Regions from separate parts of the Mus musculus genome. Here region 1 is linked to region 2. The links are chromatin loops, found by intact Hi-C in ENCODE. Cell type or tissue: heart. All regions are shown on one strand.

Region 1 (4,000 bases), 220 kb after region 2:
CCTCTGAAGGCTGCCGAGGCTATCAGTATCCCAGCTCTCTTCTCAAAGCTCCCTATACCCCAAATATCCCCTGAAGGACTCAAAAGTCAGAGACACCTGACATAGCACTGTAGAGCGTGAAAGTGCAATGTTCTAAACTATATTCTATCCCTTGGCAGAAGTGAAGCTGGTGAGATCTGCCTTCCAGTCTGCTATGCCTCTGACTCTGGTAGAGTTCACTATATCTGACTGTCTGAGTAAATGGAAGGTAAAGCCTCCCAGAGCCTCCAAGTGGCTTCACTGGGGAAATGAGCCCCAGCTCCCAGAATATTTTACATCAATGGATCTCTTGAAGTACTGATTTTGGTTTTAAACAGCAGTGAGTTTGTCTGTTTGCAGCTTTGAAATTTTACTTAACAAATGATCAACAAATTCATAAATTGGTGTCCACAGGGCCAACCTCCCAAGTATTCTGCCTGCCAAAATGCAAGACAGCTAGGGGAGCATGAGTTGAGAAAATAGGAAGGATTTATATTATAAACATATTACTGTCCAACCACTCATTCTTCTGGCTGGCCTGATGTTATAGCTTTGATTTTCCTAACATGTTTAATATGAAAAGGAACTGGTTTAAATTACCCAGTTCCAGATAAGTCAATGTATCAATGCATGAGAAGCCAGGTCTGTACCCCAAAAGAACGGCCCTTGATGATCTGAAGTACAGTAGAGCCTGTAGGGGTGGGGAGGGAGCTCTCCAGGGAGCATAGCTCTACTTTAACTCCAAGGCTAGGTATTGGGGAGGGAGCATGCAGCAATTCTGACTAAAGGGCCAGGTATCTCTCTGAGATTAGAAAGTAGACAGAAGCACAAAACTATTTATCAGAGTAGGAGGCAAACTTCTCCACTTTTAATATTCATAAAGTGCACAATAGGAAAATTGGAAGAGCCCTTTCCTTTGCAAATATTAGGCAATATGACCTCTAAAAGCAAACACCCTGTGAGACTATTACATAAACCAAATGACTACAAGGTCTAGGCCACAGCGGCATGGAGACGCTGCAGTACTGTCAGCCCAGTACCTGGAAGAGCCAAAGCTTCTAACCAGAAGGGAAGTAAACACTTCCTGATGCACAGAAAGAAATGGCTGCTGTCCCCTAAGCAAAGGAGGTTTAAAATAATTCAGATCTGGGGGAAAGTTTTTGTTAAGTCCAATGAAGAGCCCTTGGCTGTTTCAAAGCTGAGCCCTCAGAACTAAATTTAATCAAACTGCAGCAGCCGGCTGAAAAGCAGATAATAGAATTTGGCCTAATGTGTCATTAGCTCATGTTCACTTCAGTGGATTAGCTCCCAGCAGCATCGGAAGCAGATCTCAACGTTTGCTGGGTTAGATCTACAGCCAAAGGATCTACAGCCATGAGCAAGTCTAAAGAATTTCACACTAGCCTTCTGAATTACTTGGAGAAAGTAACTTAAAAAAAAAAAAAACCAAAACTTTTCATTTTATAATCTCATTATGAATCATTAAACTCTTCAAAACCCCTTAAGCACATACTTTTTAAAATACAGTATTAAAAAAAAGCTATAAATGGTGCTGGTTACATTTTAAATCAACAAATAGCTTTTATTTGAAAACCAAAAATTAGGGTTTAAAGTCATTCATTTGATGTGCTTCACACTAAAATTCACTTAGTCAAATAAGTTTCCTTTAAAAAAAAAATCCTCCAATTCTAGGAAGTTACTGAAACCATCATCTTCTAAGGCTTCTTCTCAAAGTACACAGTCTAGAATATTCATCTAGAAAGCGGCCTCACCACGGCTACTCACATTGATAATCAAATAATAAGCTTCATTTGTAAAATTCAAAATGTGGTTTGCAGATGCCAGGAGGCCTGGGGAGAGTCATCAGAGAGGAGCCCTGCGCTTCCTTTGTGCGTGGAGCTAACAGGATTAAGGCTTGAAGAATTGAATAAAGCCCTGGGCTGGTTAAGATGGATGGATCACATTTCAGGTTCCCATTTCATAATGGGCATGCCCCACATTTCTCAAAATAAAACACGCCAGTGAGCTCATTCCAGTGACTGTGCTTCCTGACATTCATTTTGGAAACTTTAAAATGGATTCTGTGTCCAGATCCTCTCTTGAGCCACATGGTTCTTTGTGTAGCTGGGCTGCCTGGTTCAGGCAGCTTCTTGCTTCATAGCCAGTGGTTTCCTGCTATGGTCCAGTTACATGGCAAAGAAAGTAGAGATTACCATGCCGAAGGATTTCTGTCTATGGACTTATGGTTTCTTACTTTCCAACTACGTGGTGATTTGCACCGGCCCTAACCTGTAAATGTAAAATGTGCAATATCAGCCATCTTCCTCTAGGCAGCGGGCTGAAGCACGGCTCTGCTGGTTTGCACCCTCAAGGTGGTTATTATCAAGTAGAATCTGTGGTTGGAAAGTGTCCAGCAGTAGCACAAACTGTCTAGAAGAGATTTTCATATAGGAGTTCCAACAGCTGTCTGTTAGGTCAGATTTCTGTGAGAACCAAGGCACACATTCTCAACTGTACACAGCTGTCCCGGATTAAACAGGAACAGTTTCTTAAAGTGACAACAAAAGTCCAAGTGTAAAGGAAGACAGTGTGAAGCGCATCAAAAGTGTTCAGCCCAGGCATTGCCACTGTGCACAGCATCAAGCCATGCTACCAGTCAGCGGGCTTAGAGGCTGTTTAGCCACCATGATGGCCAAAGCTTTGCTTATTAATTAGCAACTTATTAACACCAAAGTGCCTATGGACTAAGACACATTTCAATTCCATAATAGATTCCCTCCGCTTGAAATTCCTCTATTACAGAAAAGCAGTCTGTTTAAAGCACAGTGCTTATTAAATGAAGGATACACAGAAACTGTACAGAAACAGAGCATCAGAATTTGGAGAGGAAGTTAAAGAGAATTAAAACAAGCTGTGATGATCTTAACAAAGACACACAGAACCTGTTACTAGGCAGAGACATTTGGTCAAATTTCCTGTTTTCCCCCAAGTCCTGGTTTGGCTTGAATATGTTGTCAGTGCACAGTTTCCTGCTGCTGATTCATGCTGCTCACGTGTAAAAGCCAGGGACAGTCCTAAGACTTATCTAAGGACTTTTCTCTTCTCCAGACTTTGGTCTTCACCATAACCGAGATGATAAACTACAGATCTAAATTGCTGAAAATTGTAGCAAGTCCCCAGAAAATCACTAAGGTGAGTCAACACAGCCATGGAACAGTCTCCCTCTAGCCCTCAACCACTTCAGTCCAAGACTGCAGAGATAGTTGTGAACTACTACCAAGAGCATTAAACCACAGCCAAGTAAGTGTCACCGATGGCTCTTTGTTTAAAACAAACAAAAAGTTCTCTGCAAAAGTCTGATACTACGGCAGACTACTATAAAATCAAAGACCATTGCATACAGAGTGGAAGAAAATAAAAAGTCCTCCCTTGGGAAAGAATCCAAAACATTAACATTTCTCAGGATATTTTACAAATCATGCTGCTTCATTAAACACATGCCACTGGGAGTCTCCTCTATTACTAACAACACTTTTCATAATGACCTTCACATGTTTAAATCAATGGCTGCCGAAAACGTGCATTTATATTACATAAACAAAACCTAACATAAACATGCCCAGATAAAAAACTTTATAGAAATGCCTGGCTACAATTCCCCAATGTAAATAGACCTCATGAATGGCCCAGCAAAAACAATTTTAGTGTATTTTTATCCCCCAAAGCAAAAGGCACAGTCCAAAAGCAGACAGCTCTGCTGAAAACTGCACTCCTAACACACGAATAAGCAACTCTAGTGATGTTCAATGCACCAACTGGTTTTGATCCAGGGAAAGCCATGAGACTTATTTTCTATAAGCACCTGCTATTTTCTCATTGAGCCCTTGTTCAGTTACTTGTTCTCTTGTTTATTGCCTATCCACCTCAAATTATAAATTTCCTTAGAATAAAGACAATGATTGTCTTGTTTTCTGCTTTCTCT
Region 2 (4,000 bases):
TAACTCATATCTGTGGACAAAGAGGGCCGTCTCTTGCCAGAAGAGTAGGGTGAGCTGGCTCCATGGGAGATGGGCCGATGCTCTGGTGGGCAAACTGGAGGGAAAACTTCTCTGCTGATTTTCTCAAATGACCATTTTCTGAGTAAACATCAAACAACCTTAAACTCAGCCTAGAAAGGGGAATCTGTCCCGGACTTGAGCGGTCACTCGAGAATCTGTTGTTTCCTTCTTGGTTCTCTGACCTAGAAGACCTGGGGGCTTTATTCTTCCTAACCCTCCGTTGTCTTTTTAGGAGAGGCATTCACTTTTCTCTGATAATCACCTTATGAATACCTTTTCTAGTTCTCTCCCCCATCTCTCTGTCCCCTCCCCCCTGTCAAACACATGTACACACCCGGGGAGGGGGGGGGGGAGGGAGAGAGAAAGGGAGAGAGTCTGAAAACAATTGATAGAAAAAGTGTGCCATCTCCCTGAGAAATGTGCTGTGTGTTCTCAGCCTCTTTGGAGTGGCAGGTGGTTTATAGTAATCTCTGGTCCCCTGGGATGAAAGGAGCAGGCTAGAAAGCTTCATGGGTGAACTAGAGAGTCAACAGTTCTCTCCGCCACCCTCACCTCTCTTCTCGATACTCTGTACTGTCCGTGTTGACTCATCTTCCTGAGTTTTGTTGAAGGATGGAAATAGGCCATCCCGGGCAGAGGGGAACCAGAGGAAAGTGTCTTATCAGATAACATTCTGGTAAGGTAAGGAGGCCACAGGTTGTTGTGGGCATCATCATCATCTGTTTATCCTCCAAGGCTTATTGAAAGTCAGGGGTGAGGGTGGACAAGAAAGGGAGATAGAAGTGCTCCTGGCATCTCTTGGTGACATGGTTTCCCTGGAGTGAAGGAATCTCTCCATGAAGATTGTTAGGCCAGATGGAGGAGAGTTTGAGAAGGAACAGATTTTGGTGGGATGGAGAAAAACAGATGAGCAGATGGAACCTGAGACAGCTCCCCCCACCCATTTTGGTAGGCAATATAATGACAACAGATACTCTGTTTCAGAGCATGGCTGTAGAGCCCTAGAATGCAGAGGAACCTATGGTGTCCCACCTGGGCAGTGAAACACTGTGCAGAGGGCTTAAACATTCGCCTCCTCCTTGAAAGGATTCTGTAAGAGGTGGGATTTGGCTTCCAGAGAACCATGCAGTAAAGCTTTAATTCTGATGAGAAAATCAGCTTTAACTGTGTCATAGGGACTTGTGAATACTTCGGTCTTTATGAAACAACTTACTGACACTGAAATTAAGTCCTGGGACAACTCCAGTGAAGACTGGAGAGGAGAAAGAGGTTCTTACAAGTGGTAAGGAGGGGCTAAACATTAACCCTTGTCATGGCTACTTTCGCAGGTACCCTGCCTGCTCATCTCTTCCTGTTTTAGAATCTAAAGTAGTTTATGGACGTGGGAGAAGCCACTAATCTGAAGTCCTTACAAAGGAAGGCCTCGACATATAGATCCAGCCCATGCAGAGAATAGGTGGATTCTGTGGCTTGTTTGGGTTGGAATCACCAGCTCAGTTGTTCAGAAGGAAACCACTGCATTGAAGCAAAGCCCATACAGCTTTCTTTTTGACAAATTAGGTCAGAACATCCTTTCTTGCATCCTCTTGTGGTTTTGGTAGCCACCCAGTTACTTCTTAAGTCTTCTCTTCTTTACTGTTTAGAAATCCATGTTATCAGACCACATGATTCTCAAGTCTTCAGTGGCTAGGGTAGGGTAGTTAAGCCATTTGGAATAAAAGAAAATGGTTTTCCTTACCTGCATCAAGTTCTGGTCTGATTTTCCTTCAGTGCACATTCAGCTCTGTGTCTGTGCCTGCGGGTGTGTGGCTGTGGTGGGGGTCTTCAGATTTTGTTGTTAGGAGGTGCATTCCTACATAGAACAGAATTGTTCTGGCAAACTTAGCTGAGTTGTATTTCTTTACGAGATCCAATTTGATTTTTTTTCTGTTTGGATTTTTCCATTATGAACACATAGAAACTCTTTCAGTGTTCTCTGGGCCTGTGTCCAAGTGCATGAACAACTGTTAGTATTTACAGTGAGGCTGAGAAGCAGGCAGATTAAATGACTTTTGGAGATCAAAGCCATGAAATAACCTGCCATTCTTCTGTTGTTAATTTCTTAAGTAGGTAACAAGTTTATGAGGATTTTAGGTTTGCTTCATTTGGAGAAAGATGTACGTTGACAAAGGGTTAGAGATCATGGGTTGCTTTATTTGAAAAGGAGAAAGCATTAGCGTGCAAATCATAAATGTCTTTGATGAAAAGGACAGCCTCCCATCATTTGTGTGGCAGCCTGTAATGGTCATGTATGGCCACTAGATGGCACATACTCCATGTTGCAAGTTAAGCTGCCATGGCAGAATTAACTATTAAGTGGGAAAGCCAAAGAAACACTCAACTTTCTTCAGGGTGGTTCAGAAAAGTCAGAAAAGTGATGCACAGGATCCAAGGTGGCTAGAAAAAAAATGTTTCCCAAAGCTAGTCATAGCAAACACAAAATTACTCCAGAAATTCCCTTTATTGGAGCCTGGCCTACTTATCTCTGGATGCCATTGTGAAATGTTTTATAATACAAATAGGCTTTTTAAAAAAATCTATCATAAACTCAAGTTTTAAGCTCTGACTAAAAATATAAGTAAGCAGGCTCTTCCTAGGCCTCAGGAAGCCAGTTTCTATAGACTGAAACCATTAAATCCTACTGACAGGGTATTCTAGAAAAGATTGGGGAGCTTTCACCGGGTGTCACGTGGCTGTACTTTCCATTAACTGCTAACTGTACCCAATAGTGGTGGCCACCTGATTCTTAGGTGCTCATTACCAACTATGGGACGAGGATGGTGGGGAGGTGGATGGTGAAGGTCAGCAGGTGGAGTGTGCTGCTGAGTAGGGCCTGAGTCCTGTTGTCATAAAGTGCTTCTTAACCACTCATGAAACTTATTCTTACATACAGGCTTACTATAGAAAATGTGGTATATAACAGGAATACAAAATAAGTAAATAAAGTTTGCCCACAGCCCATGCTCAGAGAGAACCACTGCTGGCATTTTATGGGTTTTTCTGGGTACCAAGTACTTTTTCTTTTCTTAACCTAATGGAATGTGTCACTTTTCTGGAGCAGCCCCAAACTTCTCGTTTGCCTAATAATCCAAAGTTGTTATTGATAGGTTCCTCTTGTATTTCTCTGTTTCATGGTCTTTTCTTTTTATAGCCTCAAGCAGCCTGCCAACCTGCCATCTTCAGAATTGTTGATGAAATGTTCAGGTAAATATACTGTCTTTGGGAACAGTTGGTCTCTGGCTGGTGTGGGAACGTAGAGGTTTGCGCTCTTGGTAGTTAGGGGTGAAAACTCAGAAGTTGCTGTGCATTGAAAAGACAGCCTCCGGAGTGTGGTGGCATTCTTTAACCTGTTTATACTCAAATGAGGTAGAGAAGTGGGATTCATTTGGGTACTGAAATATCCATGCAGCGTTTGTCCCAGCTCCAAGTAAAGATGCAGTACAGCCCTTCACCACATGAGGGCTGGCTGGGCTTTGTCACAGACCTAAAGAAAGCCAAAAGGCACAAAACTATTTTGAACAGAAAGAACTCTCTGAAAGACAGAGGAAACGCCACATTTCAGCAGAATGGTGTTTTTATTTGAAAGACTAGGTCCTAGGAACTTGTGCTTTGTTTAAAGGACCAGTAACAAGAAGTGTGTAACACACCAGTTGGCTCTGCTCCGAAGTCATGAGAGTTGGCACCTATGGATTCCTATAGATACACTAAGGTCAGAGGTGTTGGACCCAGGAGCTAGTTACGGAAGGTTGTGAGCTGCCTGATACGGATGCTGGCAATGGAATTCAAGTGGTCTGAAAAACCAGCAAGTGCTCTTAACCACTGAGCCATTTCTCCAGACCTAGAAAAGGAGTGTTTGTTTGTTTGTTTGTGGCCTTAAACTCAGAGACCCACCTGCCTCTGC

What was found. A loop is a pair of places that touch in the nucleus more often than their neighbours do. Peaks named below come from ENCODE experiments on the same cell type or tissue, not always from the same donor. Only the 100,000 strongest peaks of a DNase experiment are listed, where the experiment ranks them.
Region 1: it touches region 2 in a loop (2.4-fold over the local background); 4 of 42 quality-filtered maps call a loop at or near these places.

What each region holds. Positions count from the first base shown.
Region 1 is chr13:63,111,220-63,115,219 of GRCm38, reverse strand. All of the region lies in intron 5 of Aopep (aminopeptidase O), which reads right to left. Among named protein-coding and RNA genes, the nearest start is that of Gm46422, 18 kb to the right of the region's middle. In heart, a CTCF peak has its summit at 2,343; DNase peaks (open chromatin) are centred at 1,119, 2,369 and 3,049; H3K27ac peaks cover 1,031 bases.
Region 2 is chr13:63,331,144-63,335,143 of GRCm38, reverse strand. It overlaps Fancc (Fanconi anemia, complementation group C), which reads left to right. Exons shown (of 15, transcript NM_007985.3): 9 at 3,251-3,303. Among named protein-coding and RNA genes, the nearest start is that of Mir3074-1, 32 kb to the right of the region's middle. In heart, CTCF peaks have their summits at 2,356 (motif pointing right) and 3,558; no DNase peak of the experiment used is centred here.